2 separate regions of the Homo sapiens genome follow, and region 1 is linked to region 2. A link is a loop called in an ENCODE intact Hi-C map of the cell type or tissue named here. Cell type or tissue: endothelial cell of umbilical vein. All regions are shown on one strand. Each heading gives the region's core, and the rest is flanking DNA. Links, peaks and the distances in the headings are about the cores only. Region 1 overlaps TNFSF15 (TNF superfamily member 15). Region 2 has its middle 39 kb from the start of TNFSF8.

Region 1 (16,809 bases), core at 3,937-11,936, 110 kb after region 2:
GCAGAACAGAATTGATTATGCTACTAAAATTTCTTTTTCTTTTTTTTTTTTTTTTTTTTTGAGACAGAGTCTTGCTTTGTCACCCAGGCTGAAGTGCAGTGGCAGGATCTCAGTTCACTGCAACCTCTGCCTCCCAGGTTCACGCCATTCTCCTGCTTCAGCCTCCCGAGTAGCTGGGACTACAGGCTCCCACCACCATGCCCGGCTAATTTTTTGCATTTTTAGTAGAGACGGGGTTTCACCGTGTTAGCCAGGATGGTCTCGATCTCCTGACCTCGTGATCCGCCCGCCTCAGCCTTCCAAAGTGCTGGGATTACAGGCGTGAGCCACTGTGCCCGGACTCTGATTTTTTTTTTACTAAGGTACAGTAAGAAAAGGGAAAAGTGTACGTTTTCACTTCCTGAAATATGTCAGGTTGAATCAATAATAGAGCACACCAGAACTCTTGGCTCCATTTCAACCTAAACTATTCAGTTCTCATCACCCCAGAGGAAATTCCGCCTCTGTGCTGGTCAGTAATCCCCCTGGATTATAAAAGTTTAACTAACTCACTGTGCACAAGGCACGGCCATTGCCAACATTCTCTTGCAAGGTATTTTCCCAAGCCCTTACCCAATTCTGTTTCCATGATTGTGACATTGGGGATTAATTCTGCAAGACAGAACTGTTTATATTCTGTACCTTAAAAACACATGCAAACATCTCTTGCCTTAAGATTTCTGGCTTTCCTATGGCCCAGAGTCCTAGAAGTGTTTTGATATTTGTAGCAGAATTTTCAAGTGTACATCCTTATCCTGGATATTAACATTTTTGCATCATATTGGCAGCTGGACCTACAGAGAATTTAGTAGACTGTTAACCTAATAAGCCTTGAATCCTTTTGCACCAGTGGTGAGAGAATGTGGATCAGAGCCATCACCTCCATGCCCCGTCACCCTCTAACAACCACATTTACAACTTCCCCAGCTCTGAGACACACTTGCCTCCACCCCTTCCATCACCCCATTTTAAGATGAAAATACCACACCAGCCTGGAAGGAAGAAGTTACTTGCCCAGGGCCACATAGTGAGTTAAGGGCTGATCTAGAGCTAGGAAGCTGTCTTCCTGAACCATAATCCTGGACTCTTCTAACCTCTCTACTCATCGCAAATAGAGTTCATTTTAGTGATTTGAAGGAAGATGGGACAAGTATTTTCAAACACCTGTAGGACAACATGGAAGTGGGAGGAGACTTCTACTGTAGCTCCCCAGAGAAGAGAGCTAGGGCTACAGAGTTGCAGTTACAAGGTTGCCCTCTCTGGCTTGATCCCCAAAGGAATTTTCTACTCCAAAATAGAATTTTTCTAGGATGCTATTTCTCAGTCCCTGGAGATACTCAAACAAAGGGCTTGTCACAAGGGTTTTTGTAGAAGCTATTCTTCACAGAGGTTGGGGGAGAGATTAAGCCAAAGGATCTCTGAGGTCTTTTTCAAATCTATAATTATGTGGCCTTTTGTTCATTGACTTCCATGTGTTCTAGTTGATCATTACAAACCTGGCAGGCCTTCTCAAGGGTTCAGTAATTAGCTGTCATTTCCCATTTGTCCAGAGAGTGTCCAACACAAAATACCCCTAAGATCTTGGCCAATAGAGAAATGTCATGGAATTTTAGAAATGACAGTATCTGCGGAGTTTATTCCAAGTTATATCATTTCAAAGATGAAGAAACCCAGGCTCAGAGGGAGCCATCACATCCACACCCTGTCACCCTTCGTGGCCAGTGCCAGACAGTAGCTAGTTGGATGCTAAAAGTAGAATTTAGATATCTTAACAATAAGCCCAGCAGTCTTTCAACTTCATTCGTAAATCATTTTTGTTTTGAGCATCTGTCACGTGGCAGCACTTGCCTGGATACTGGAGAGCTGAGAAGGAATGCGACAGGCAAGTCCTACTCTCACAGTGTATACATTCAGGAGGAACAAGACACACAGTGCCAAGTAAATAAAGTAGCTGAACTTCATCAAATGATTTTATTCTTAAAGTCATTAAAGCATGTAATGTTCCCCTTTTTTTGTTTCAGGGGTGTACAGATTGAAGAAGTGTAGGTGTTTATGTGGTTTTAGTGACAAACCCCATGTGCTTTCATTGATTTTATGTTTTATGTTAAAACATCAACCGCAAGGTAAAATGCATATTGTATGTTGTTGGATACGTACTTAACTGGTATGCATCCCATGTCTTTGGGTACTAGTGTATGAATTCTAATCTCTGTAAATGAAATGTTGTATGTGTTAATATATTTAATAGATGTAACTTAATAAACTGGCATTGAAGACTGAAGAATTTTCACACTGTCAGTTCTTTTGTTAATGTGTTCCTTTGTTTTTCTTTCTAGATTAAGTCTAAGGGTAACCTCTTGGGATTTTTTTTTTAAATGCTTCTAATTCTCCATGTACTTGGCTGCAAAATGGCAACTGGCTTTCATAGTTATAATAAACCTTAAAACCTTGAGATTATAATAAACCTTAAACTGAACACCACAGATGGTGTCATTCTAGTCAGATGAGGGAAAGGGAGGGAAGGAGAGAATCTACAGGGTTCCTTTCATGAATTAGAAGACTTTGTAGTTGAGTAGCCTAATCTCACATTGAACATCCCTGAAAAAGAAAGAGAGGCCATAAAGACCCATGCTAGTACATGGAGGAGCCCGAATTTGGATCCAGGTCACTCTCTGACACTACACCGTCTGCCTTGCATCAAAACAGCAATCCGCGGGAATCAAGAGGATTCAACACATCCATCACTTTCTGTTTTCCAGCACAGTAGCTGGGGTCCCTGTTGGTGCTCAGTCAATAATATTAGATTGAACCATACTAAATTGCCATTTCTGAAGGTCAAAAGGGGTCACATGCCAGAAATTTCATTTGTTTCCACCTGATAGTTGTATGTAGAATCAAACTTCAAGGGAGAGGGGGTAAGGCTTTCCTCTAAAACATCAGACTCAAAAATTTCCCTCCCAGTGGGGAATCAGAATGGATGTATTGATGGCCTTCTGAAATTCAGTTCTCACTCTATTCCTGGGGGTGATAAGAACAAAATATTTTTACACTTGGGGAGAGAAGTGAATTATTTGCCCTGAATTTATTAAAAACCAAGTATCTGCAAAAGTCATAGTGCCAGTTCTCTAGAGGAAAAACATTGATAGTTATTTAATCTAAGTCACCAAAGACAACTTTTTCAACTAATTCTCAAATGGACCCTCCATGCCTAAGAACTTCAGAGCAAAGAGAAAAACTATCCATTGGTCTCTCCTGATGTTTGTCCAGTTGTCCACAGGGGATATCTAGTGTCCAACCAGACCCCAGCTAACATTCAGTTAGGACGCACACAGGTGGCGTCTGTTCCGATTTGTTAGATGTGATTCTGATTAATGGATGCTCATACCACACTGGTTGTTAGACGTTCTGACTACTATTCCTGTTTTCATTGCTTCCACTCCCCCTCCACAACATGCACACATCATCATCACCTTCATCATAAGCCATAATAAGAATGCCCAAGATGGAACTGAAGAAGATGCAATGGATCAGGAGTCTGCTGTCCTGGGCTCCAGGCCCGGGTCTGCCAAACTGGCAAATTCTAAGGCCTTGAACAACCATTTCAACAGGTCTCAGTTTCCTTCTCTGAGAATCTGGAGGAGAAGTGGATGAAGTGAGCTAAATTCCCTTCTATTTGCAGGTCTCAATAATTCTGTGCTTGTAGTGTTTGAGTTTCAAATAAGCTCCCTTTTTTCAGGTATGTGGTAGAAGCCAAGAGGTTTCTCCAAGAGAAAGCAAAATTCCCCCGTGTACCTTAGACTGCAAAGCTCTCCAGCTGATATATGGGGACTTTTTACTTCTTCAGTGCAGGAAATAGAAAGGTAACTGGAACTGAGCTGTGAACTCCCAGGTCCACCAGTGCTGTCCCATTTTGACAGCACTTCATTCCTCCTCTCCCCACCTGGTCTCTCTAACCTTCAGTGGGGCTTGGTGGCCCACTCTCCATTCTGCATAGCCAAGGATGCCATCCTCACAGGTTCATTTTGGACCTTAATACCAGTCCTTACACCAGCTAGTGTTTCCTGTGTTCTTAGGCCATGTCAGGCATTGAGCTCAACTCATCACATAACTCATCTTATTTCACAATTCAATGAGATTAGCATTATCCTCTTGTTTTACAGATGAGGGAAATGAGGTCTGAGGGATTAAGTCCACTTGCCCAGGAAGAATCAGTTAAACCAAGTTTCCAAGTCAGACAGGATAAAAGTGTCCCCCTTGCTGAATTCATTATCAATAGTGAATAAGAGCAGCAAACATTTGGGAGCATTTACAGTGTTGAACACTTCACCTGCATCATCTCATTTAATCCTCAATCAAGGGCAGAGTGTGCTGGCGCACGCCTGTAATTCCAGCACTTTGGGAGGCCAAAGCCAGGCAGGTCACTTGAGGTCAGGTGTTCAAGACCTGCCTGGCCAACATGACAAAACCCCATCTCTACTAAAAATACAAAAATTAGCCAGGTGTTGTGGCAGTGCCTATAATCCCAGCTACTCAGGAAGCTGAGGCAAGAGAATCACTTGAATCCAGAAGCAGAAGTTGTAGTGAGCCAAGATCGCACCACTGCACTCCAGCTGGGCTACAGAGTAACACTCTGTATCCAAAAAAAAAAAAAAAAAAAAGCAATCCTTAATCAAAGGTGGATTTCCTGGCTCCAAGTCAATAAGCCACATCTACTCTTACAGAGGTGGCATTCCCAGGAATGAGCCATCAAATCTGCAAAGGATGACTGGGTCTTCTATTCAAAAGAGTAACCATTGATCAGGCATACTGACCCCAAAGGGATCCAAGGATGTCCTCTTGCTAGAATGCAGGTCCTGCTTGATCCCCCATTCCTGGTTCCTCTAACAGAAATATTGGTACCACCACTATCATGTCAGCTATTCTTGCCCAACCTGGGGAGCCCCAGCTCTGGCCACATGCAGACCAGCTCCAGCTACCAACCTTGTGATCATGGGTTTCCCTTCTCCACTGGCCTCAGGATCCTCTGCAATGTTACCCTCCACCCAACTTGGCCTCTGGTGCCCATTTTGCCTTTGTCTCTATTCTCCATTCTGCTTTTGTCAACCACAGAAAGATTTGAGCACCTACCCCAGGCCAAGCACTGTGCTAAGCGCTTAGCAAATACATTTTCCTCTCCTCGTCACAGAACCCTGGAGAGCAGGTACTATTATCATCACGGTGATTTTGCAGATGAGAAATCTGAGGCTCAATGAGGCACAGTGACTTTCCCAAAGCCACACAGCCAGAATGATAAACGTGGATTTGAACCCATCGGTCCGTGTTATTCCTGCCTCTCATCAACTGTCTTGTTCTGCTTCTCAGGTTTGCCCACATCTCTGCCTCTTAACCATTGTGTGGTCTTGAGTAAGTCATCTAACTTCTTTGGGCCTCAGTAAGGAATGCCACTTTCACTCTCAGCCCAAAATTTCTAGGATTCCAGCTAAACAGTAACCAGCTGAGCATTCCCAGGTAAGTCAGGTCTCAATTTTTAAGGGGCATCTTACCCAAAGCCCCTCCTCTTCAGCCTGTGCATCTACCCCAGGGAACCATGAAGCACCATCACCAAAGCTTTTCCCAGTAAGCTCTGCTGTGGCTGCTCCGGAGGAAAGATACTTGATGAACTCCATGTGTATCTCATTACCTTTCAGCCCAATAGTCCCCAATTTTGACTGCACATTGATGGGAACAGGGATTAGGATAAAATAAAAAGCCCAGTATCTAGGTCATGCCCCAGGCTAATTAAAGCAGAATCGTTAATGATGGAAGACAGACAATGGTTTTTTGAGAGATAAGGTCTCACTCCTCTCTCTGTTGCCCAGGCTGGAGTACGGTGGTGCAGTCATTGCAACTTCCAACTACTAGCCTCAAGCAATCCTCCCACCTCAGCCTCCTAAGCAGCTGGGACTACCCAGCATGCACCACCATGCCTGGATGATTTTTTAATTTCTTATAAAGACAGGGTCTCTCTATGTTGCTCATGCTGGTGTCAAACTCCTGGCCTCCAGCAATCCTCCCACCACAGCCTCCCAAAGTTCTGGGATTACAAGCATGAGCCACCATGCATGGCACACAATGATATATTTTCTTTAACCTCTCAGGTAATTCCAGTGTGCAGCCAGAATTGAGAATTGCAGTTTTCAAAGCACTGCCACATGAGAGAAAAAGCACGGCCCTGAAGCTAGATAGATGCGCATTATGTTTTCAGTTCTGCCACTTTTTACCTATGAGATTTCAGAGAGCTGAGTTAATCTACCTGAGACTCAATTTCTTCATCTGCAAAATGGGAATGAAAGTAGCACATGTTGCGAGTCACATACCTGGCCAGTGACCATGTCAAGATGAGAACTCTAGTACCAATACAATATTTTTTGATATCTCTTAAAAGTTCTCAGTGGACTTGATCCCTTTGTTGTTGATTTTTCCCCAGTACACAGTTATACCCATTGAGTTTGACACTCTAGTTGTTAATTATATAAACCACAATTCATCCATTGCATGAGAGCAGAATAAAGCTATTCCTACATGCCAAGGTTTAAGAATGCTTTAGACAATGCAATGTATTGTGTTTTGGAAATAAAGACATTAAAACGTTTATATGCTGTAAACTAAAAGCTCATGGGTACCAGAAGGAAAGCTTCTCAAAAAATATGAAATACTTGAAAAAAAATTTTTTAAAAAGTAGTACATGCCTCACCACACCCTTGTGAGGATAAAATGAGATGAAACCCACAAAGGTACCTGGTCCCTCATCAGAAAATTACCTGAAAATTCTGCTGTCTCTATTTCTTCTCTTCTACATTTAAAGAAGCAACACCAAATTATAGAAATTATAAGATCATAATAGAATGGCACATGAAGGTCTGGAGACTTGGTTATTCATTCATCTAACTCTTACTTAATGAGGACCCTCAATGCCAAGGGCTACACATGAAATAAACATAGCTACTAAACTCATAAAACTTCCATGCTATTGGGTTGAAGTTGGAGGGGAATGGGGAGGTTTACAATAAAGGAATTACTGTGCAAAAACTTATTGTGATAAGTGATCTAAAGGAGAAAAACAGGCTGTAAAGATAAAGAACAAAAATAGGACCCAATTTCCAAGTCAGTGATTCAGTGAAGGCCTCTCTAAGGCCACTCTGCACAGCGTGTTTGATTTAGTTAACATTTAGACTCATGACTCCATAGCACAATTACTGGCTGATAGCAACTGTGATTCATTCGGTGAATATTGCTAATTACTAGAGCCTTCATGGGCAAAGGACAAGGTGGCTGGGCACTGGCCAACTGCCAGCTGTTTCTGGGCCAAAGCAAACAACTTGTGCCTTAGAATGCACTGGTATGGCTGGTGACAACCCCACCAATCCCTAGAGCTCCACTCCAGCCTCTCAATGGAAAACTTTTCTCCTGCAGCCACTACAGGAAGATCCAACGTTGTCCTTGGCACTCCCTACTGTTTTTCAAGAATGACGCCCAAATAGACTTTGCTTTCCTGTGTGCCAGGAAGTTTTCCTGGTTTTTGCCCTTGTGCTAACAAACATGATCTGACATCATAAGGATAAGGAAAATTACCAGCATGTGTCCCTTCTTTCAAGAGCTCCATGGGGAGGAAAGTATGGTCTGGATGAGAATACCCATTTTACAAAAAGATAAATCAAGGCTCAGAAAGGAAGCCATCATATTCATAGGAATAAAGGGACTGAGCCAGATCTGACCAAATCCAATACCATGCTTCTAGTCCCATGATGCTGCCTTAGGCGTTCAGTCCATGAGCAAAAGGGTCAGAGAGACCCCACTCTGCGAGTCTAGCAAAAATAAATCCCTGTGTTTACGAGTCTGATAAAGGCAGGAATTGAGGAGTGAGGTCTGAATGCTTTGGGATCTGCCCTTCCCTTCTCTCCAGGACACTGTCACACTCTGTCCATCTGCCCATGGGCACTTGTACTTCTGAGGCATCACCATCTTTCACCAAGTGTCCCAAGACAGAACCCTGGGTCATCTTAGGCTGGCCACTCTCCCCATCCCTCACATTTAATCACTCACTAAGGCCAACTCCTGAGTCTCAAATTAGACCCCTTCTTTCCTTCTTTATGTCAATAGCCTCCTCACTGGTCTCCCTGCACCAAGTGAAGCCCACTGAAGTCCATCTGCTCTACAGCAACTACAGTGGTCTTGCTATTACAAAAACAGTTCATAGAACTCTCCTTCTTCGAAAGGCCAGGGTAGCTTCCTATCATCTTTAGAGGGAAATCCAAGCTCCTGGATTTGGCATTCAAAGCCCTTCCTGATCCAGTCCCTACCAACCTCTCTGCTTCATTTGGTTTCCCATGTCCCCTCTGCCTATGTTATAGAGGCAGTGATGTGCTAATAAATGTTGAACATCCGGCTCTCCAAAATAAAGCCCTGATTCGCACCATTTGTTGCTATCTGTGTTGTAAATATTTCCACCATGACCAATTACAAGCAACCAATGTGTTGCCAGTGAGTTCAGAAAGGATGTATTTCAGCCATATGGATACAATAGATATTTACAACCACAAGAGGATAGATAATGGATAATGTAGTAATAACTAAGAAGTGACAAGTTTGGAGTATTTATTACCTTTGTTGTAATATAATTTATATAAATGTAGGTTTATGTAATTTAATTTTATTATGGCTGTGTTTAATGACCAGCTCACAAAACTCCTGGTAATTTAATATTCCCTTCTTGTAAATTGGTACACATTTGCCCTAGCACCCCTGATTAAAGCACTCTGGGTAGAATGCCTGCCCTCCCCTACCCCGTGGTGAACTGCTAGTCATTTCTCAAGACTCTGCTCAGCTGTCCTTTCATCTGCGGAGCCAACCCTGAATGCCTCATGCAGGGACTCTCACAGGAACCCTCCCCATCCCCTGTCTCGGGCTTGTTGTCTGATCGTCTGTCTTTCCCCCATCTGATGGTGTCTTACTCACTTTTAGGAACTGTCATCAGCTGAACTCTAATAAATGTTTGTGGGACAAACTATTCAACATAGTTTTGTATCTGGATTCCTTCCCTATATACATTTGTCTTCCAATTTCCAGTTTTTATTCAATCCTTCCTATTCCCAAGGATGTCACCCAGAGCAAAAACAGGCTTTATATGGGAAGTGGAAGCAGGTTGGGGAAAATGGAAGGGGAAGTTCCAACCCAAATCTGCAAAATGCATTTTAATCATTTATGGTTTTGAATAAATATAAATCCAGTTTACACTCACATCTTCACCCCAGACAAACTTTCCCTAGTGAGGAGAAAGGAGAGGGACTCAGAATGGGAGGACCTAGACCTATCAAGTAGCTGATCGTAGGATGACAACTGGGATTGACCCACAGCTAAACTGGAAGACAGAACTCCTGGGCACCTGCCATGGAACAGGTTTAGGTGGCCACTTCTCATTTACTCAGTTTTTATTCAAGTCTCACAATAATTTTATCAATCAGAAATCATTACCTCCATTTTACAGCTAAATAGACTGAGGGTTGAAGATATGCTGTGACTCTTCCAAAGTCCCAAAGGTAATGAGCTGTGGAGCCAAGATTTAAACCAAGGTCTGGCTGATTGCAAAAACCATGTTGTTAAACACTGTAATAAAACATACTATTCCTCTCTTCCCTGACCTCTTTAAGAGAACAAAGAGAAAAAGAGAGAGTGAGAGAGAAAGGAAGAAGGAAAGGAAAGACAGAAAGAGAGAGAGGGAGAGAGAAAGAAAAAAGAAAGAAAGAGAGAGAGAAAGAGAAGAAGAGGAGGAAAAAAGAAGGGAAGGAAAAGAAAAGAAAGGAATATTCACAAGATTATTGAGAACCTCCTTTGAGGCAAGTACAGCACTAGGTGCTTTACCCTTGTTAACTCATTTAATTATTAATATGGTTTGGGTCTCTGTCCCCACCCAAATCTCATGTGGAATTGTAATTCCCAATGTTGGGGGAGGGACCTAGTGGGAAGTGATTGGATCATGGGAGTGAACTTCTCTCTCGCTGTTCTCATGACAGTGAGTGAGTTCTCACGAGATCTGGTTGTTTGAAAGTGTGTAGCACCTCCCCCTTCGCTCTCGGTCTCTCTCCTGCTCCACCATATGAAGATGTGTCAGCTTCGCCTTCGCCTTCCACCATGGTTGTAATTTTCCTGAGGCCTCCCTAGCCATGCTCCCTGTACAGCTTGTGGAACCATGAGCCAATTAAACCTCTTTTCTTTATAAATTACCCAGTCTCTGATAGTTCTTTATAGCAGTGTGAGAAGAGACTAATACAACTTTATATAGAAGATAAGTATTATTATTCCCATTTTACACCTAAAGAAACTGAGGTTCAGAGAGCTTGAGAAAATTGGCCAGTGTTGCACATCTCATCCACAATAGAACTTAGCTTTCAAAAGCCTTCTTCCTTCTAGGGTCCACATTTCTGACCGACACAAGCTTCTAACCCCACTTCCCTCTGCAGCCACTTAAACTGTACCCCACTTCCCCCTGCAGCCACTTAATTTATATTTAAGTCACTTAAGAAAGTGAGTTAAATAAAAATCAATATTTCAGCATCAACTTGAAAGAATGTAGGCCAATAAACAGTTGCCCCAAGAGGACCTGGCTAATCAACAGAATTATTCAAGAAACCAGGAAAGTAGCTCCGCATTTTATCAGACAAATGATCTAAGCCATGTTCTGTGGCTTTGTTAAATGAAGAAGGAAGCTAAGAAGATAGTACTGAAAAAATTCCAGACATTTCTGTGTGCTTCCCCCACAGTCCCCCAAAGTGCAAAGTGAATCCCAAAAGGTTAAATGTGGTTTCATCACAAGCATGGGTGTCAATTTTATAAAGGAGGGGGGAAAAGTCATTCATGGGGAACTTAAGGCTTTTATCCACAAAGGTACATGTTGAGTGAACTGTGATCCCCAATTCAGAACCACAGAGAAGAAAATGAAGCCCTGTGTGATGCAGCATAGAATAGCCCACACCAAGAGACCAGAGACCAGGGGTCTACTACATTTTGCTTTGCCATGTGCCCTTATCCAGGTCAACATAACAAAATTATTGTGTATTCATTCAACTAACCCCAAGCACCTAGTTCTAGGAACTACTCTAAGTTCTGAGAAAAAAAAAAAAGATGAAGAAAACATTGGAACTCCCAGTTCTAGCCAAGACAGAGCAATGGCTACAGGACTTGCCTGCTTATTATAACAACTATAAAATTGGACATTAGACAACAGATAACATAGGGCTACAATCTTTGACAGAAGGAAAATATGTGAGATGTACTCCATATTTACCTCAGTTTTCTGCCTGTAAAATTGCCAGTGACACAGGAAAGTAAGCCCAAACAGACAGCATCAATCTTACAAGGTTGGGGAAATATATAACAGGTTTTGGTGTTATTGCAATAGCTGAAATTTGTGGCAAAGAATAAAGGAAAGAAGGATGCTATGCAGAGAAACTGCAGAAATCTTCACTTAGGTCCCTTTGGTTGAATGTTAAACTGTGCAAGTGCAGAAGCCTCACAGAAAACAGCTGCGGGGGCCCAAGAACTGAATGGGGATTACAGAGATCTCACACTATTAGAATAAGATGGAATTATGACAAGCCAGGGTAGAAAAAGATTACTGTAACCACAGGCATTCATTGAGACCCTAAAAAGGCCATGATTAGGAGTAGGCTGTGCTACACTACCTTAGTCCCATTTCAACAAGTCCTTAAACCAAGGACCAACCCCCACCAAGGGGAGGGGTGGGGGGGAAACTCAACACTTTCCAAAGAAATAGAATGATGTTAATTACAAAGATTTTCATTGTACTCCTAGAAGTTGTTATGTCTCTCCAACCGAAGTAGTTGAGCATCTGGGGTCCAGAATAATCCCCCAGATAGATTAGGGTCTCTTCCTAACTCTACAGCTAATAAACCACTAGTAGAAGACTTTTCAGATCCTGAGATTCAGAATCAGTATGCTCTGGAACGAGGTACTCTGGATTCCTTACAGTTTGACCATCGTGGTATTTAGGTACCAATGACTCTTCAGAAGCTACTGCAGCAGGCCCTTTTGACCACGATTTCCAGCAGCAGCTCTTTCAGGGGACGAATGAACTAAAAATTCAGCAGTTAGCACAGCTCAACAGCAACAATACATATTAGTTCCAGCTCAGCAGCTACATATAGAAACTTCTAAGACTGAATGAAAGGAAATGAAACTAGAGTCCATATTGCCATAAGCAATCTGAAATGAGTCTGCTGTTGTCTCAGATGGTTTGTTGAGACTGTCCTTCTCATCCATGCTTTCACCAATAGTTATTCAAAGTCAGCCAATTCATTGATGACCTCGTTAGTGTGACTTTCCAAGATCACTCTACATAGAGCTCTGCATCTCTTTTGTTTCCTTCATAGACTCTTGCATTATTTTTTATTTCTTTTAATGTGTTTTAAGGTAGTAGTAACATATCTGCCTTCTCACTGCTGACTCCCAGCACCTGGCCCAGTGCCTTGCATATATCGGGTTGGTATACAAGTAATTGTAGTTTTGCCATTTTTTTAAGTAATGGCAAAAACTGCAATTACTTTTGCACCAACCTAATAGTGGGCACATAATGAAAATGTGCTGAATGAAGGAAGACTTAATTGAGAAATAGCCTACTGAAAGGAAGACATTTAGATACTATACATCTTGAACTGTTTACATTGAATTGCTTTACAATTTTTAATTATAGTGAGTCTTTTAAAAATGTTAAGACTTTCAATTTGAAGTCAAAATTGAAGCATATAAATAACACCATTCTACAAAACATGTAAATTATATTCCGGAGACCTATTAAAGCTATGAAATATATTAAAAATATAAAAATACTGCAGCTTAAACCACATTACCAAACTATCTTTAAAGCCAGAATATATCTACAGTTTTTCCTCCTTAATAGAGTTTCTCTGATGCTGCCTTTTCAGCACACATGAATTTTTCATTGTGGCAACCTTAAGCATTTTAATTTTTATCTAACTCATTAACTCTAATTGTGTGATAGTTTAATGAGTTAGATTGAGAGCATAGGGATATAATGGTTTTAGAGTGAAAGTAAACCTTAGTTTTAGTAACGTCTTGGTGAAAATGGAGAGAACCTGAAAGGGTATAACAGAAAGATACCAAAAAATGCAGTCGATATTTTTATTTCATCAAAATAAAATTGTGAAAATTTGTTTTCTGTCTTGTTATATGAGAGTCTACCCAATATCTTCTATTTTGCCTCTTCGCCACAAAGCTTAAATACTTACTATCTAGACCTTTACCAAAAAATTGTTTGCCCACCCCTGCTCTACACTGAAAATTACTGAACAATGTTTGGAGAACTTAAGACCTTAAAAAGTGCAGACATTGGCCGGGAGCGGTGGCTCATGCCTGTAATCCCAGCACCTGGGAGGCTGAGGTGGGTGGATCACGAGGTCAGGAGATCGAGACCATCCTGGCTAACACGGTGAAACCCGGTCTCTACTAAAAGTACAAAAAATCAGCTGGGTGTGGTGGCACTTGCCTGTAGTCTCAGCTACTCGGGAGGCTGAGGCAGGAGAATTGCTTGAACCTGGGAGGCGGAGGTTGCAGCGAGCCGAGATGGCGCCACTGCACTCCAGCCTGGGCAACAGAGCGAGACTCCGTCTCAAAAGAAAAAAAAAAAAAAAAAAAGTGCAGACATTTACCACTTTTTGGATTGCTAAACTCAATATTGCTAAGATGTCATTTCTGTCTGTTATTGATTAATAAATAATTCATTACCATCTAAATCAAAACCCCAGTAGACTTTTTTTTAATAGAAATTGATAGGTTGGCTCTAAACTGCATAAGAAATTGCAAAGGATTTAAAATAACCAACACAATCTTGTGAAAGAAAAATATAGTTGGAAGATTTACTCTGCCTGCCTTCAACACTTATGGTAAAGCTATAGTAATCAAGGCAGTTTCGTATTGACACAAGGATAGATAAATATTTCAGTGGAATAAAATAAAGAGTCCAAGAATGCTCCTATATTTATACCTTTTATTGATTTTTGATAAAGGGCCAAATAATTCAAAGGGGAAAGTCTTTTCCATAATTGATGCAGGAACAACTAGATATGTATTAGAAAAATATTAACTCACATCATGAATCAAAAAAATTATTTGAAATGGATTATAGACGTAAAAACAAAAGCTAAAAGCAAAGGAGTATATCTTCTTAACCTTGAGATAGACAGAGATCCTTTAGACAGGACACAGGAAACACTAACTATAAAAGAAAAATTAATAAATTAGACATCAGAATGCATAAAAAGAATGCCTATAACTCAATCTTTAGAAGTCATACAGTCCTTGGCCAGGCGCAGTGGCTCACACCTGTAATCCCAGCACTTCGGGAGGCCAAGGCGGGTGGATCACCTGAGGTCAGAAGTTCGAGAACAACCTTGCCTCGAACTCTGGTGAAATCCCTTCTCTATTAAAAAATACAAAAATTAGCCAGGCGTGGTGGCTCACACCTGTAGTCGCAGCTACTCGAGAGGCTGAGACAAGGGAATCACTTGAACTCGGGAGGTGAAGTTTGCAGTGAGCTGAGATCACACCACTGCACTCCAGCCTGGGTAAGAGAGTGAGACTCGGTCTCAAAAAAAATAAATAAATAAAAATTTAAAAATTATATAATCCAAAGCAAAAACGGACAAAGACTTAAACGTATACATCACCAAGGATGATATGTAAATGGCACACGAAAAATTGCTTAAGATTGTTAGTCATTAGGATAATACAAATAAAACCACAATGAGAAACCACAGCACACCCACTAGAATGGCTAGTATTTAAAACACTGACAACAGCAAATATTGTCCAAGACACTGAGCATTTGGAACTCTCACACGTTGCTGGAGGGAATGTAAAATGGTACAGCCACACCGGAGAACTGTTGGCAGCTTCTTGTACAGTTTCCTTATATAACCACCCAGACCAAACAATTTTAATCCTAGATATTACCCAAGAGAAATTAAAATATATATCCCCAAAAGGGATATTTGGAGAAGAATCATTCGTAATAGCCAAAATCTGGAACTAACCCAAATGTCCATCAACAAGAGTATGGATAAACACACTGCAGTATTTTATACAGTAGGTTACTACTCACCATGCAACCACATGTATGAATCTCAAAAACATCATGTTAAATGAAAAAGCAACACACAAAAGAATGCATATATATTATTCATATGAAGTTGTAGAATAGGCCAAACTAATCTACAGTGATAAAAATCAGAATAGAAATCAGAACAATGTTATCCTCTGAGCAGGGACTGGCAGGGAAGGCACACTAGGGAAATTTACGGAATGAAGAAAATAGTCTATATCTCAATAGTGATATGGGTTACATCAATATATGTATTTATCAAAACTCATTAGACCCTGCACTTAAAATCTATGCATTTTACTCCATGTAAATTGCACACCAGTTTTTAAAAAGAAGAAAACCTTGACATTGTCATCAAGAGGCTCACACTCTAATCTGCAGATTTCTTCAAGACATGGATGGAACCCTGCCTTATCATTTCTTTGTTCCATCCATTTCGAGAGCAATTTCATTTCCTCCATACTAGTTGCAGTCCTACCACTGCAATGGCTTCCTAGGCAGACTGCCAGCCTGTAGTCTGACCTCTCCAGTGAGGCCCTCACATGGCAGTCAATGATTGGTTTGAAAGAGAAATATTTCAGTGTCACTCTCCATTGCCCTTAGGATAAATTCCATCTCCTCTCAGGAATGGGCCTGCATGATCCGGTTCATGTATACCTCTGTCTCACCTCCCACCACTCTCCCTTTGCAAACTGTATTGCAGTCCGCTTGAGTTACTTAGCTCTGATTTTGCACATTGCTTCCCATTTTTAATGTTCAAACACACACACCCCTCTTCACTTAGCCAACTTCTCTTAATTCAGGTCTCAGATGAGATGTCATTTATAGCATTTCCTGACATCCTCCTTCCCCTCCTCTGCCATCAACAGGTTGGAGGTCTTCTCTGAGCTTGTACAAGTACCTCCCTATCATTTTATGTAGCCATACTGTAGTCAAATTTTTAGTGTCTGCATCTGTCACCCCCACTACACTGTGAGTCCCATAAAGGCAGGGAACATGTCATATTCTTTTTGTGTCTAGCTCAGCAGTGGCACATAGTGGGTGTTCAGTAAATCAGAAGATGGAATGGGCCAGAAACTCAAGAATGGCCTGCATTCTGATAACTAGGATCCAAGAGCTCAGCCTCCCAACAAGGCCCAGATACAATGAGCACCAAGCCAAAGTGGGAGTTGGTGAATGACCTAACCAGTGAAGACCAATTGGTCTTTCTCTTGAAGTAGGAGCCGGAACTCATGCACCTCGGATTTCCTGAGAATGCCAGAATCTACCAGCTCCAACACAGAAACCATTCCAGGCACTTGATTTCACAGACCTTTCCACAACCAAAGTCTCAGAAAAATGCAGATCCTTGAGGATTTTTCTCTGAAGATAAATATTCACCCCAGTCCATTAAAAAACAAGCAGTGAGCTTCTTTCCAAATGGATCCCCACAGTGATTGCAAACCTTAGAGAAAGTTCAACAGTGGATACACCTTGGGAGGTCGAGGACTGGAGTCAAACTACTGCGGTTCTGCTCTTCACTCCTCTCCTTATCTGCTGAGTATCTCTGGGCAAGCAACTGATGATCTCTTAAGTTCCACCAGCTGCAGGACCATGGG
Region 2 (16,809 bases), core at 2,686-10,685:
CCTGGAATTGTGGGAGGCTCCCTTGTCTGACAGATTCTGCCAGCTTCCCTCAGCACTTCCTCCTTTTAGTTCTTGTCCACATCAAAACCTCTTAGGGCACTAGGCTATTCTCTGAGCCATCCTTTATGTGACTGGAGATTCTGAGAAGGAATTAGATAGTAGAGTTATTGTAGAGTAACTACTATATATTTAATTGTTTGAATATACCATAGTTTGTCCATTCTTCTATGCAAGAACATTTAATTTGCTTTTAGGTTTTTGCTGTTACACACAAAGCTACAATAAGCACATCTTCTTCTTGCACACCTCCCACCCCTAGTTGCCATTTTTCTATACAGCAAAAATACTCTTGGAAAATTATAAATGGTGTCACAAAGACACTGAGTTAACCATGGCTAGCGAGGGTTTAGACACCTCTGTGATCAGAGCTCATGACCTGGAGCTTAGTCTCTGGAATCTGAATGGCTCCTTCCATACTTTCTAAGTACTTCTCTGCTCTGTACATTCATTCAACACACATATCCCAAGTGCCAGTGAGTGCCAGGTCAGTTTACAATCCAACATGGTATGTGCTACAGCTCTGCCAAGCCACTGCGAAATCAGCCCTCATTAGCATAGGTTTGAAACATGCCTTTCAATGCACTCTGGGGCTTCCCTGGATCTAGCTCTCTTCCTGGAGAGTAAACAAACACCAGAAAGCATGAAGGACAAGCACAGCTCCAGAAGATTTCTCCCCCAAGATCAAATGTCTGTATTCCTCATGGGCTCTTCTCACAATTCTCCCCTGAAACTCTGCGATGGAAGATTGTCACTCAATGTATAGTATAATGACTTTCCAGGTTTTTTTTCTACCATGACCCAGAAGAAGAAAGGTCATGTTGCCAACGAGGACTAAGAAAAAAAAAAAAAAATAATAACTTACTGTGAAGACCTGAATTGATTTTATGATGCTCTCTTAAGTCACAACCCACATTTCCAAAATACTATTCTAGTGTGCCTTCTCCTGCTCCACATGTTGGAATGCTAAAAATATACTTTCCTTATTCTTTTGCAGCTCAGGCTCTAGTATTATTTAGTCTGAAATGGACAGAATTTTGGAATGTTTGTCCATCCAGCTAGCAAGGACAGCTGTGGAGGTGTTTGGTTTTTCTGCAGCTTCGTTTGCAGAGGTTTTCATGTTCAAATACGAGCTTAGTAGTTGGGGTGAGCCTAGGTGGTGGGGGAGAAGCATCCGTTCTGCTGATGTAGTCTGTTGCAGATGTGCACTGGTTCTGGAGCCCGGCAGCAGTAGCGGCTTCCTGATTGTAGTGGTTTCCTGTTCGCGGCAGCAGTTTTGTGGTTCTAGAGGGGCAGGCTTCCTGATTGCAAGATTATTGAAGAGACAGCAGCTACTATAGCAGCCCAGTTCCTAGGAGTCGCATTATAGGTTTCTCCTGAAAGCTCAATCTCGATTCTGTTTCCTCAGACCTCCTGACAATTCTACAAGCCATTTAACACCCTGTGATAAACCCCTTCCTGCCAAACAAGCTAACGCGAAGTCTGTTCTCTGCAACTGATTCCTCATGAATATAATAACAACATGTACAAACTGACCTCACCATTATGTACAAACCAACCCCACCATACTCATCCTGAACTTAACACTATTCCTACATTCCAAATCTCAAGGACTATCTCAGTCTCTGAATATCCTTCTTCTCACTTCCTACTCAATTAACACCCAACTAATTCCTCCAGTTTCCTAGTTCCAGCCACCACTCTCAATACCTCCTAACTCACAGCACTGCCTCCAGTCTTACTCCTTATAAATCCCATCTCCAGACAGCAATAGCATCTCCCGATTGTTCTTGGAATTGATAGTGATAATAACCATTTATCAAGCTCTTACATGTTATGACTTTTCCTGCACTCACTTATTTAATCTTCAAAGCAATCCAACGAAATAGGCATCATTGAGCCAGGCACGGTGGCTCAGGCCTGTAATCCCAGCACTTTGGGAGGTCGAGGCGGGCGGATCATGAGATCAGGAGTTCGAGACCAGTCTGGCCAACATAGTGAAACCTTGTCTCTACTAAAAATACAAAAAATTAGCTGGGCATGGTGGTGTGCGCCTGTAATCACAGCTACTTGGGAGGCTGAGGCAGGAGAATTGTGTGAACCCAGGAGGCAGAGGTTGCAGTGAGCTGAGATCATGTCACTGCACTCCAGCCTGGGCAACAGAACAAGACTCTTCCTCAAAAAAAAAAAAAATAGGCATCATTATCCCCATTCTTTATATAAGGACATTGAGAGTCTGCGATGTTGAGGAGCATGGCCAATGTCACAGTCAATGGACGGTAGAGTTGGGATTTAAGACCAAGTTTGCCTAACTCCACATTCCACGCTCCAGTCACTATGAACATAGCCTTCCTAAACTCTAAGCTCTTTCCACCAGGTCTCTCCCTATCTATCTCCTGAATGTCTCTCTAGTTTTGTGCTCAGCCCCACCTCCTTGTGCTCTATGATCAAATCACATTGCACTCCTTCCAGTTCCTCCAATCTTCCATGCTCTGCCTAGCCACCAGAAGCTTGCAGATAATTTTCCTTCTGCCTAGGATACTCCTGTCACACTCTTTTGCCTGATTAACTCCTATCATTGTTCTGATTTCCATTTCAATGTCACCTCCTCAGAGAAGTCTTCCTGACTCTGCTGGCTTCACTTAATGCCTTGCTGTCACCTTCCATGCTTCCCCATCGTTAATTGCATGACACTTTACCCTTCACCCCTGGTTCTCTCTATCATTCCTCTCCAACATTCAAATTCCCAGAAGGCAGGAACCCTACCAATCTTATTTAGCACTGGGTAATCACAGCCCAGCCCAATTCCTAGGACATAGTAGATGGCCATTCAATACATATTTCTTAAATGAATAATCAAAGAAAACCACTTTAAACATAAGTCCGTTTTAAGGAAAAGATATCAAGCCATACCAAAACAAAAGAAAAAAAAAAACAGTTCTTTTCAAAATATGGAAATGTTCATTGAAAGCCTCTATTTTTCTTAGAAATAATTTTCAGGCCGGGGACAGTGGCTTATGCCTGTAATGCCAGCACTTTGGGAGGGCAAGGTGGGTGGATCACTTGAGGTCAGGGGTTCGAGACCAGCCTGACCAACATGGAGAAACCCCGTCTCTACTAAAAATCAAAATTAGCCAGGCGTGGTGGCACATGCCTGTAATCCCAGCTACTCGGGAGGCTGAGGCAGGAGAATCGCTTGAACCCAGGAGAAGGAGGTTGCAGTGAGCCGAGATTGCACCACTGCAACTCCAGCCTGGGCAACAAGAGTGAAACTCAATCTCAAAAAAAAAGAAAGAAAAAAAGAATTTTCAGGGCTCAGGAGATAAGAATGCCTATTAGAGAAAGGTGAAATTTTTAGAAAGCAGAATCTACCTGTGCCATCTGAGAACATGGAAGGAAAAAAAAATAAATCTTTGCTTACTTTATTGAACCCCTTTTCTGAGCAAGGTGTGGTATATTTGCTGTAGAATCCATCACCCTTCCTATCTCTGAGATATCTATATGCTATTCTAGTCATTTTGTGATTAGAAATAGTGAGATTAACCTTAGAAAGTTTTTTAAGTTTTATTTTATTTTTGATTGACACAAAAATAGTGTACATATTTAGGTAGCACAGTGTGATATTTCAATACATGTATACATTGTGCAATAGTGAACATATCCCTTACTTTAAACAGTTATTTCTTTGAGGTGAGAACATTCAAAATCCTCTCTTCTAGATATTTTGAAATACACTAGAAAGTTTAAATCAAACCTTGGTATACCTTAGAATCCTGAAATCCCAGGCCACTTCCTAGAGCAATTAAATTAGAATCTCTGGATTTAGAACCCAGGCATCAGGATTATTTTAAGCTCCCAAATTTAAGCCAAATATTAAGAGTCAGTGGTTTAAATCTTTGCTGTTATGTCCTGGTGCCTGGTATCACCAGAGAGCTTGTTAAAAATGCAGGCATCTCATACATACCTAAAAACTGGAACAGAATCTGCATTTTAATATGATCCAAGAGATTCAGGTGCACCTTACAATCTGAAGAACACTAGTTGGTTGACTTTTTCTGGTAAGTGGAGAAGATTGCTGGTAATCCGTTATGTTTCTCTGTTTCCCCCAAGTGGACTTTCATGAATTGGCTTGGTCTTCCTTGTCTGCTGCTTATGCAAATGTGAGGGTCTAAACACTACAAAACCATCAAGTCAACGTGATGGTATTCATTTGTAATGATCACCACTGAATTTTTAACAACTGCTTTTGATCCAACTGTCTCCCTTGGGAATATTGGGCAACACTAGGAATAATCTGGACAACATGTTGAAAGCTTTGGATGCAGTTTAGAAACTTCTATGGGGGCTGTACTTTCCCTATAGCCAAGGAAAGAGAAAAAAACAAGTCTGAGGGTGGCAGATGGGAAAGAATAGTGGCCTTGGCAACTGGAAGCCAGTTTCAATCTGAGCTGAAGCAATTACTAACTCTATGACCTTGGCAAGTCACATGGACTTTGTAAACTTAAATTTTCTCAGCTGTACAATGGGAAGCTGTTGGGAGAACAAACACATAGAATAAGCTTGGAAAGTGTACAACTCTTGGGGTATTTTATCATATTCAGTGTCTGTGAAGGAGTTAGACCTTGGGGAGAGGAGTAGGAAAAAATGAATCAATGCAAGTTTGAGAAAAGTGAAAGTTCCTCAAATCCACTGAAGCCTATTCCCATCTGCATTCAGAAAAGCCAGCCATTGGATCAACAAAGGTCTCTGTCAGGCCAACTCTCAAAGGATGGTTTCATCCTGCAGGGAAAACTGGACTAGATAACCAACTGACTGTTTGCGAGATGCAGTATCAAGGTCCTCTCCCTGTGCCTCTCTAGAAGCAGCACTGATTGCACTGCAAATGAACACTTTTCTCACTTAGAAATGAGCACTTAGAAGACAAGAAGAATCCATCTCCAAATCCCAGCACCCAAATCAGTGTCCTACACAAAGTCAGCACTCAGGAAATGTTTAGATTTCACTTGCAACAGGAAGAGGGAATTACCAGGCAGGGATATCAGCTAAACTAGTCAGGAACAAGCTGATTTGAAGGCTGATCCTCCTTCACAACCAGGAGGCTCCAAACAAAAACCAGCTGAAGTATTTCATCATTTCCTTTCCATTGCTAGGGACGCAGATGACCTAACCTCCTTGACATTCTGACTATGCCTTCCGTTCTCACAATGAGTCTCATTTTACCAGCTGGCCTGATGCAGTCAGCGCATGGCACAGTACTCAAGGGAAGAAAGGTCACAATCCATCACAGGATCAATACAATGGGATGAGTAAACAGCAAGAAAACACTGAAGGAGGCTTCATTTCTACCACCAACATTACATTCATACACTCACACAGTCCTCAATTGCATCTGGTCTTTTCATCCTCCTCATTCATTACTTTGATGTGTTTACTTAAACCGCTTTATGTTACGTAAATAGATATAATTACTATCACTTACTGAACGCTTGCTTGCCAGGTTTCAGGCACCACATGGAAGCCTTCAAATACTGTAGTCTACTGCATCTCACCCTTATGAGATAGAGATGACCATTCCCATGTTGCAGATGAGGAAACAGAGGCTCGAAGAAATGCTTAAGTATGTCTAAGTTTCAGCAGCTCATGAGCTGAAGAGCTAAGATGTAACCACTGCAGTTTGGCTCCAGAGCTATATTTCTAACCACACTACACTGCACTACCCTGAGGCTACTTGACCTGGTGCCTGCTGATTCCTTTGTCCACAAGGTCCTTGCCCTTCATTCACATCTTGTTAATTTGACCTCATTCATAAAATTTCAACTCAGACATTATTGCTCAAGAACCATTCCGCTAAATTAGACATGCAACCTGGACCTTGATATTCTCACTTCTGTCTAAAAATTTACTACACTCACTATGACAGCATGATTGTACATTTGCCTCCCTGCTAAACTGTGGGCTTCTGAGTAACAACAACGTCAAAATGTATCACATCTCTCCTGCCGATATCTACAAAGTAAAGTTATTCTTTCTTCCAGATTACTGTGGCATGATCCTCCACCATTCACACTCTACCCTGGACTCTGGGAAGGGACACTGCTGCCTTGAAACTCTACAACCCTGAACCTTGATGCTGGTTGCTGCAGACAAGAACTGCTTCTACCCTGGGTCACTGTCACTGCTAAGTGGAAAGTCATGAACTTGATGGTACCAGTCACTCTGGGCCTAAACCGACATAGCCAGGAAACGGTTCACCCCCCACAAACAGAATCATCTAGACCTGTCCATGATTTGGAATCGTGGCCCAATACTTCCTGGCCCCAGAGAGAGAAAAAAGTCTGACCACCCCCTACTCAAAGTGCCAACTCATTTCCTTCCCAGAATTAATCACTTCCCAAAATGTATGACTGTGTGAACATCAATTCCCTTCAGGGGAAAACCCCACTCCCACCTCTCAGGCTGTCATCTTACCCTATGACCCCAACCTGACAATCATGCAACAGCCCATTATTGGTACCTTTTCCAATGTTTAGGTGACTCATTCTTATCTACAATCACTTTGTTGTTCTAGGAAAGTTTTTGACACAGCAGGCATTTGATATATATTTCTTGATTAAATGAAAGATTAAATGAATACCATCTTAGATGTCTGCATAGTGCTTTAAAGTTTACACCACTATTCTTTCAAATAGTACAAGAGAGAACTAAGCTGTGTACTCAACTGGGAAGAAGCAGAACTGAGAGTGGGAGCACCTGGTATTCTGATTTCTTGTCTAGAACTATACTATATTCTGAGATCACTAAACTACAACCTCAGGCGACTCTGCCTACTTTTGTAAATAAAGTTTTATTGGAACACAGCCACATTCATTCATTTATGTACAGTCTATGGCTGGTTTTATGCTGTGATGGCAGAGTTGAGTAGCTGCCCCAGAGTCCAGGAGCTGTTTACAGAAAATGTCTGATGGACCTGCTATATATTGCTGGTGACTCCAGGTATGTTTAGATATACACACTTACAACACACACACACACATACATCATAAATTTTCCCACAAAGAGAACCATATGATCACTGTCTATCTGACCTTTTCAATATTGTCAGCTGTGAGAGGGGAGTACCAACTTTGTTGGAATCATGTATAGAACATGCCTCTGAGTGCTAAGGGATTCCATGGGCTAATGCATGATTTTTGACCATGGACTTGATAATATCTATCCAACAATATGAAGAAGTAGTAAACTTAAAAAAGAAAAGGCCTCAGAGGCAAATCCACCAAAAGCAGTGAGAAAGGAATAGCTTCCAAAAAGATCATGTTTTAAAATAAGGAGGTTAGAGATGTGAGGATTTTTTTCTTTACAACCAGTAAACCAGAGACATGTGAGGATTTGAATGTCTTCATAATAATGAAAATAATTTTAATCAAAATGTCTCTAAAATATAGACTTAGAATGTACTGTTCCAAGAAAATTATTTGTTCTTAGATGTTTTCCTTCAATCAACCACTCAAGGGAGTTTAGAAGAGACCAGATGGTGCCTTAAAAGGATATGAGGCCGGGCACAGTGGCTCACATCTGTAATCCCAGCACTTTAGGAGGCCGAGGCAGGTGGATCACTTGAGGTCAGGAGTTTGAGACTAGCCTGACCAACATGGTGAAACCTCATCTCTACTAAAAAAAAAAAAATACAAAATTAGCAAAGCATGGTGGCACACGCCTGTAATCCCAGCTACTTGGGAGGCTGAGGCAGGAGAATCACTTGAACCCAGGAGGCAGAGGATGCAGTGAAGTGAGGCGAGATTGCGCCATTGCACTCCAGCCCAGACAACAACAGCGAAACTCCATCTAAAATAAAAAATAAAAATAAAAAAAGAAGGATATGAAAAAAGGGAACTTAAGTGGATTCTAATAAATCACAAAACCTCATATATAGCTATTCTCTAGACTGAATTACCCAGACTTCTGAAAATATACTATCAGACATAATTTTAATATTCACAGGTATCCTATGAGTTTGCTCTCTGCTCAAACACAGGGCCAAACCACAACACTGTGGGTGGATAAGTATGGGATATGCCTGATAAAGGCAAGGTATCATTATTATTCATCTAACATGGTAGATACTTATGAAATATTTACTTTTTAACAGTAGATTTCATTTATATATTTATTTTCTCTTTTTAAAATTTTTAGTTGTTGTGGGTACATAGTAGGTGTATGTATTTATGAAGTACATGAGAAGTTTTGATACAGGCATGCAATGTGAAATAAGCTTATCATAGGAAATGGGGTATCCATCCCCTCAAGCATATATCCTTTGAGTTACAAACAATTCAATTATACTGTTTATTTTTAAATGTACAGGTAAGTTATTACTGACTAAAGTCACCTTGTTGTACTATCAAATAGTAGTTCTTATTCATTCTTTCTATTTTTTCTTTTTTTTACTCATTAACTATTCCCCACCTACCTTTCAGCCCCTCACTACTCTTCCCAGCAGCTGGTAACCATCCTTCTACTCTCTATGTCTGTGAATTCAATTGTCTTGACTTTTAGACCCCACAAATAAGTGATAACATGTGATGTGTGTCTTTCTGTGCCTGTCTTATTTCATTTAACATAATGATCTTCAGTTCCATCCATGTTGTTACAAATGACAGAATCTCGTTCTTTTTTATTGCTGAATAGTACTCCATTGTGTATATATACCACATTTTCTTTATCTATTCATCTGTTGATGGACACTTAGGTTGCTTTCAAATCTTAGCTATTGTAAACAGTGCTGTGTCTATGATTTCTTTCTGCAGTGTTTTGTAGTTTTCCGTGTAGAGGTCTTTCACTTCCTTGGTGACGTATATTCCTAAGTTGTTGTTTTTTTGTTTGTTTGTTTGTTTGTTTGCAGCTATTATAAAAGGGATTGATTTCTTGATTTGATTCTCAGTTTTGTCATTGTTGGTGTATAGCAGGACTACTGATTTGTGTACATTAATTAATTTTGTATCCTGAAACTTTGCTGAATTCATTTACCAATTCTAGGAGCTTTTTGGATGAGTCTTTATGGTTTTCTAGGTACACAACCATGTCATCAGCAAATAGCAATAGTTTGACTTCCTCTGTTAATATCTCTTTTAATAAACTTTCTACCCGTATCTCTTTCTCTAACTCCTCTTTAAGGCCAATAACTCTTAGATTTGCTCTTTTGAGGCTACTTTCTAGATCTTGTAGGCATGTGTCATTGTTTTTTATTCTTTTTTCTTTTGTCTCATCTGTGTATTATATTTTCCAATAGCCTATCTTCAAGCTTGCTAATTCTTTCTTCTTCTTGATAAGATCTGCTATTAAGGGACTCTGATGCATTCTTCAGTATGCCAATTGCATTTTTTCAGCTCCAGAATTTCTACTTGATTCTTTTTAATTATTTTAATCTTTTTGTTAAATTTATCTGATAGAATTCTGAATTCCTTCTTTGCATTATTTTGAATCTCTTTGAGTTTCCTCTACACAGCTATTTTGAATTCTCTGTCTGAAAGGTTACATATCTCTGTTTCTCCAGGATTGGTCCCTGGTGACTTATTAGTTCATTTGGTGAGGTCATATTTTCCTGGATGGTGTTGATACTAGCAGATATTCTGTAGTGTCTGGGCACTAAAGAATTAGGTATTTATTGTAGTCTTCACTGTCTGTGCTTATTTGTACATATCTTCTTGGGAAGGTTTTTCAGATATTTGAAAGGACTTGGGTGTTATAATCTAAGCCGTATCTGCTTTAGGGGGCACCCCAAGCCCAGTAACACTGTGGTTCTTCCATACTCCTAAAGGTACTGCCTTGATGGTCTTGGACAAGATCCAGGAGAATTCTGTAGATTACCAGGCAGAGACTCTTGTTCTCTTCCTTTACTTTTTCCCAAATAAACATGGTCTCTCTGTTCTGAGCCACCTAAAGCTGGGGCTGGAGTGACACAAGCACCCCTGAGGCCACCACCACTATGACTGCGCTGGGTCAGACCTGAAGCCAGCACAGCACTGGGTCTTGCCCAAGGCCTGCTGAAACCACTCCCTGGTTACTGCTTATGTTTGTTCAAGAACTTGAAGCTCTACAAGCAGCTGGTGGCAAAGCCAGCCAGGCCTGCATCCTTCCCTTCAGGGTGGTGAGGTCCCCCAAGCCCCAGATGAGTGCAGAGGTGCCGTCCAGGAATCAGAGTCAAAAACCACAGATGTCTGTCTGGTGTTCTATTGTACTGTAGCTGAGCTGACACTCAAACCACAAGACACAGTACTTTCCATGCTTCCCTCTCCTTTCCAAAGATAGGGGAGCCCCACCCAGTAGCCACCACCACCCCAGGCCACGAGGAGTACTGCCAGACTACTGCCAAAGTTTTCTTAAGTCAGCTTGTGGTGCATGCTGCCTGGCCTGGGACTCACTCATCAGGGCAGTGGGCTCTCCTCTGACCCAGGGCAGGTCCATAAACACCATCCAAGAATCAAGTCCTGGAATCGGGGACCCCAGGATCCCACTTGGTGCTCTACCCAACTGCTAGTATCTAAGGTGCAAGACAAGTCCCCTTTACTTTTCCCTCTGCTTTTCTCAAGCAGAAGGAGTTTTGCCCCATATCCACCTCAGCTGGTAATGTGCTGAGTCTCACCTGAACCCAGCAAGTCCCAGAGGCTTACCCTAGGCCCTCAAAGTAGTACCTGGACATCACCGATGTTTATTCAGGACTCAAGAGCTCTTCAGTTAGCAGATGATGAATTCTGCCAGGACTGTGTCCTTTCCTTCAAGGCACTGGGTTCCCTTCTGGCCCAGGGTATGCCTATAAATGTCATCTGAGAGCTAGGGCCCGGGACAAGGACCTCACAACTCTGTCTGGTGCCCTCTCCTGCTGTGGCTAAGCTGCTATCCAATATGCAAGACAAAGTCCTTCTTATTCTTTCCTCTCCTCTCCTCAAGCAGAAGGAAGGGGTCTCTTCTGGAGCCAGGAGGTGTGCAGCCTGGGTCTAGGGGAAGGGTGATGCCAGCACTCCCTTGGCTGATGCAGCTGGTGTCTCTATGTCACATGCCACCCAGTCCGCTGTCTCTGGCCCCAGTTTGGCACTAGGACTCACCTAAGAGTTGCAGGCCTTATGGCCTAGACTGCCTTTCAAGTTTACTTGGAGACACAGAGCACTGTAGCCCTCAGTGGTGAGGTTTGCAGGAACTCCAGTTTGGACTGCTAAGATTCGTGATTCCACTCTGGCTAGGGCTGGTTTAAATGCTTCCTCGGTGGGTGGGCATCAGCTGATTTTTGTCCAGTTTTCCTTTCTGCTCTAACAAGACAGCACTGAGTTCAATTGCCTCACAATTGCTGTGCTCTCCCTCCCCCAGCACCCAGAGAAACTCTCCACACCACGGCTGCTGCAGGGTGGGGGAGGGGTGACATCAGCAATTCAGAGCTGTTTTTTCTATCTCCTGAGTGCCTCTTTCAGCAATTTGAAGTTAGAACCAGGTACTGTGAGTGCTCACCTGATTTTTGGTTCTAACAAAGGTATTTTTTGGTGTGTAGATAGTTGTTAAATTGGCGTCCCTGTGGGGAGGACAATCATTGGAGCCTCCTATTCTGCCATCTTGCTCCACATCCCTTGATTTGAATAGAAGCTGCAATTACCTTTAAAAAAATTTCTATCCGAAATTTTGTCCTCTTGGTTCAAGCTCTTTTCCAAGCAAAAATATTGTACCCAAATACTCCTTAAATGAGCTACATAGGCATATATTTTTAAATAATTAACTCAAGCCCTCTTTTAAATAAAGGATTAATAAGAATAGTGTTCTATTTGAGTAAACATGTAGTATAGGGAAAAATTGTGAGACTTTGAAATTTAGTGAGAGTACTGACTAGCTCATTAATTTTGGTTATTTTATGCTTTCATTGGCTCTGGGATTTGTTTTACAGCCCTGAAAGTTGCAGAAAATAGATAGTAATGCAAATAATTCTTGTCCGTAAATATGCAAGTTGTGTCCCATGTGATGCAACTGATTACCACTCTGTAAATATTGACCAGTTTTGCAAGTTTCTGTCTATTTGTAACCCCTATTCCATCCAGCAGCACCTATTACTATCTATAGAGAACCTTCTTTTGGTCCACACTCTGTTGTGCAGTTACTAACTCAACAATGTCATATACGCACACATATACAAGCACATACACACCAGTGATTACAAAGTCAATTTATAGTATAATAGTGGTTTGACTATTTTTAAATAGTATTTTTATTAAGTAAATACAATTGTTTTGGTATTTTTAATCTGAATATTGAAATGCAGGAGAAAACTAAATGCTGCATTTAAAATGAGGCATCATTGTTTCCATTTCATTGACGTAGGGAAACAGAATCAGAAATGAAAATCACCCACCTGATAAATAAATGCAGTAGCCAGGACACTAACCCAGATTTTCAGAGACCAAATTAGTTACATTCTATTTTTTTGAGGGAAGCTTTCTTTATCTCTTTCTCCAAATACTCAAAGAAGTAAAATCTCTGTATGATAAAGATAGATCTATTATATCTAGAATATCAACACTTCAAAAAGCATCAGACTAATAGTATTTCAGAAACACAGGTAAAAAAAACACTGAAATTTCAATATTATTGTTTTGCTGTGGTATTTCAGATAGCAAATTCAACTAGCACAAAGGAAATGCAAGAAAAGCACAAGACCCAGATGTGTTTTTAATGAAGCTTAAAAAATAAGTTGCAAAATAAGTCACATTTTTATCACAAAACATCCTGATAAAAGTATAAAATAACATATTTAAAAGCCCAATAAATGCAATAATATAAGCTAATAAGAATAGTGAACATGTGATAGGAGTTTACTGAGAGCCAGGCACTCACTGGTCTAAGTGCTTTTACATTCAAATAACTCTTTCAATATTCACAGGTATTCTATGAGATTGATCCTATGATTATTCCCAATGCAAAGATAAGATAAAGAGGACCTGAGGGACTAATTTAATTCAAGGAATGTTATGGGAATGTAGAAGTGGTAGAACTCCTGTGGTAAGTCCAGGGAGCAATCCTGTGGGGTTTGGCTTTGGAGGGCTTCACCCTTGGCCAGCCAGGGAAGAAAGATCTACAGGAGAAATTAGCTGTGCCGATCTGATGGTGCTGAGAAAAAAGTCTAGGACTTCAAAGAGGGAAGGGTACTGTGTAGCTTTCTGTCAGGGATGAAGCTTGGCTAAGGTACAGCAGGAAGAACATGGAGAAGGAAAGGGTAATGGAAAGAGAGCTGGATAAGCAGAAGAGGAAGGAGGCTTAAATGGCCCATGAAGATCATACTTTAAAAATATATTTCTTTGACAGATGTTAAAACTTCTTTGTGACTAGTTTATTTAAAATTTGTTTTATTTTAAAATACTGAATATAATGAAACTAATAAAGGTAAAAGTATCTCTTAATACCGCTATTAAAGTTTCAGAAGTGGTGAGAGCTACCTCTTTCTGCATTCAGGCTCTTGAACAAACTGAAGAGTAAAACAAATATTAAGGCAGATAGGAAATTAAAATATCAACTTCATGACTATGAAAGGTTAAGTTGGAGGATGCAGCTTAGCTTCAGAGCCAGAAAGACCAGCTCTGCTAGCTGAATCTCAGATCTAGGTAGGCTTGCCTGTCATAGCATCACTGAATCCTGGGCAAGTACAGGGGATTCCTAAGAGAAAGATAAAGAGAGCAGTTGAAAGGAACATGCCTGCTCTTTTCCTCCCAGATTTATGAAGCAGATAAGTTATTCCACCATCCCTGTGACAAAGTGAACAAAAGCAAAGAAAGACATGGAGTTAAACTAACTGAGCTTCCTTCATGTGAAAGAAACTGCTAGAAAACAGAAGAAGTGTTTCTCGTCAACAGTCATCCCTCTTTAAATAGTTTATACTAAGAAACAAAAGAACCATATATGTTAAAAACCTACACTAAAATCATACTCAGTGGTGAAATATAGAAGGTTTTCCCTCTGGTTAGGAACAAGATAAAAATGTCCGTTAGCATCAATCCTATTCAACATTGAACTGGAGGTCCTAGCCAGAGAAATAAAGAAAAAGAAATAAATTATATAAAGATAAATGAAGTGACACTTGTATATTAACAGATGGTACAAATATTATAGTTAAAAAATTATAATACAAAAGATTTATAAACAAATGAATTTAGCAAAGTTGCTAGATATGAAGTAAATATACAAAAATCAATTCCGTTTCTTTTTTCACTTTTATTTTAGTTTCAGAGGTACATGTGCAGGTTTTTTATGCAGGTAAATTGCATGTCATGAGGGTTTGGTGCAAAGATCGTTTTATCACCCAGGTACTAGGCAAAGGTAGTTTTTAGATCCTCACTCTCCTCCCACCCTCCACCTTCAAGTAGGCCCCAGTGCCCATTGTTCCCTTTTTTTGTGTCAATGTGGACTCAATGTTTAGCTCCTACTTATAAGTAAAAATTTGTGGTATTTCGTTTTCTGTTCCTGTGTTATTTGCTTAATTCTATTTCTTATACTATCAACAAACAACTAGAAAATAAAATTTAGAAAAATAAACCATTTACAATAGCACTCAAAAATATCACATACCTAGGAATATATCTGATGAAAAATGTAAAACCCTCTACACTGAAAATTATACAATATTGCTGAGAGAAAGTAGAGACCTAGTGGAGAGAGATGGCACACACATGAGTTGGAAGATTAAATATAAAATAATGTAAATCCTCCCCAAATTGATCCATGGAATCAATGTTATCACAGTTAAAATCACTACAGGTTTTTTTGTATGGAAAATGACAAAATGTTTGTAAAATCTATTTGGAAATACAAAGAACCTAGGATAGCCAAAATAGGTTTGAAGAAAATGAGCAAATTGCAAGTCTTACTGTTATAGTAGGTAGCTCATCAGGCATAAGCAGGGTAGAAGAGGGCTCTCTCCGACTTCACACTCCCCCCCCACCTCCTGTCACACACATCAGGAATGTCAGGTGACAATCAGGTAATGGTCAGTAATGGTCAGGCCGTTGTTAACTGTCTCTCTAAAATAATAATTGGTCACAGCCAGTGCCAGGGAAAGGCCATCTCCTGCTACATAGAAAACACCTGAAACTAGTGATCAGCAGCTTCCTGGAGTTGGGAAAGTGGACTCAAGCATGTGCATGCAGACAGCCCAACCCAAGGGAAGAATCAAAGGAGAAGTGACGCAAGACCCCGGAAGTATGCCAACATATAAAGCCAAAGTTAAACATAAAACCAAAGTATGCCAAAGTAAAACAACGTCAAAAAGTCAAACCGCACACTTGTCTTTCAAGTCGCCCGCTTGGTCCTCTTCCAAGTGTACTGTCTTTCCTTCCTTTCATTCCTGCTCTAAAGTTTCTTAATAAACTTTTACTCTTGCTCTAAAACTTTCCTCAGTCTCTCCTGCCTTGTGCTCCTCTGTTGAATTCTTTCTTCTGAGGAGGCAAGAATTGAGGATTCTATAGACCTACATGGGTTCACTGCCAGTAACATTACTATCAGATGTCAACTTAACTATATAGCAAAGGTAATCAAAATACTGTGGGTGTTAGCATAAGAATAGAAAATATAGTCAATGGAATAAATCAACACAGGTATTATCATCTGAATTGTGACAAAAGTCTCAGTGTAGAAACAATGCCCTTTTTAATAAATGCTGTTGGAATAATTATATCTGTAAAACAAATCAACTTTGACTCCCCCACCTTACACCATACATAAAAATTAATTTGAGATAGATTACAGATATAAATGTAAACAGCATGACAATAAAGCTTCTGAGATAAAGTATAGGAGAGTACTTTCATAATATTGAAATAGATAAAATATTTTATACAGAATATGAAAGACACAAACCATAAAAGTAATGAAATGCTATTCACTACAATTAAGACCTTCTGCTCATCAAAGGACACCATTATGAAAGTGAGTAGAAAAGCCACAGATTGGAAAAAACTTTGCTCTGTGACAAAGGAGTCATATTCACAATATTATGTATAAAAATTCCTATAAATCAATTAAAAAGACAAATCAACCTAATTTTAAAATGAGCAAAACAATTGAATAGGACTTCAAAAAACACACTATCCATATGTCCAGTAGCTAATGATTCCCTGATGGTATCATTAGTCATCAGGGAAATGCAAATTAAAGCCATATAACCACCAAATTAAAACTACTACACACCCACCAAGTTACTAAAATTGAGATGACTGACAATATCAAGTGTTGGTGAGGAAGTGAAGCAACTGGAAACCTCATATATTGCTGGAGGAAGTGAAAGTGTTACAATCATTTTGGAAACCTGTTTGGCAATACCTACTAAAGCTAAACATATGCTTGCCTTATGATCCAACCATGCTACTCCGAGGCATATTTGTAGAAGTGAGGTCATATGTCAACAAAAAAGATGGGTAGAATAATATTTGTAGCTTCTGAGCAAAACAACTGTCTCTGAATATTACCTTACTTTGGAAGGTATTGGCATACATTTGAATTAAAGTCAGAATTTTTCAAAATAAGCCCTAATTTAAAAGACTATTCTATATTCAAAGTAAAACAATATTAATAGAACTTTCCTTTGCAAAAACAATAAAGGAAACAAGGCATTTTGTAAAATGTGGTCCTGAACAAGTCACAGTAAAAAATAAATGTATACTTAACTTCCACCTCTTCAAAACAGAGGCTACTTTCTGTTCCTCAGCCTTGGAAACAAGGTGAAGAACAGCC

What was found. Peaks named below come from ENCODE experiments on the same cell type or tissue, not always from the same donor. Only the 100,000 strongest peaks of a DNase experiment are listed, where the experiment ranks them.
Region 1: it touches region 2 in a loop (13-fold over the local background); 3 of 110 quality-filtered maps call a loop at or near these places.

What each region holds. Positions count from the first base shown.
Region 1 is chr9:114,770,163-114,786,971 of GRCh38, reverse strand. TNFSF15 (TNF superfamily member 15) reads left to right here. Exons shown (of 4, transcript NM_005118.4): 4 at 1-2,320. Among named protein-coding and RNA genes, the nearest start is that of TNFSF15, 27 kb to the left of the region's middle. In endothelial cell of umbilical vein, for the core only: no CTCF peak of the experiment used is centred there; DNase peaks (open chromatin) are centred at 7,431, 8,321 and 8,981; H3K27ac peaks cover 1,927 bases.
Region 2 is chr9:114,883,448-114,900,256 of GRCh38, reverse strand. It overlaps a transcript of TNFSF8 not described here. Among named protein-coding and RNA genes, the nearest start is that of TNFSF8, 39 kb to the left of the region's middle. RefSeq lists an enhancer at 5,220-6,419. In endothelial cell of umbilical vein, for the core only: no CTCF peak of the experiment used is centred there; DNase peaks (open chromatin) are centred at 4,676, 5,236, 6,516 and 9,786; H3K27ac peaks cover 5,607 bases.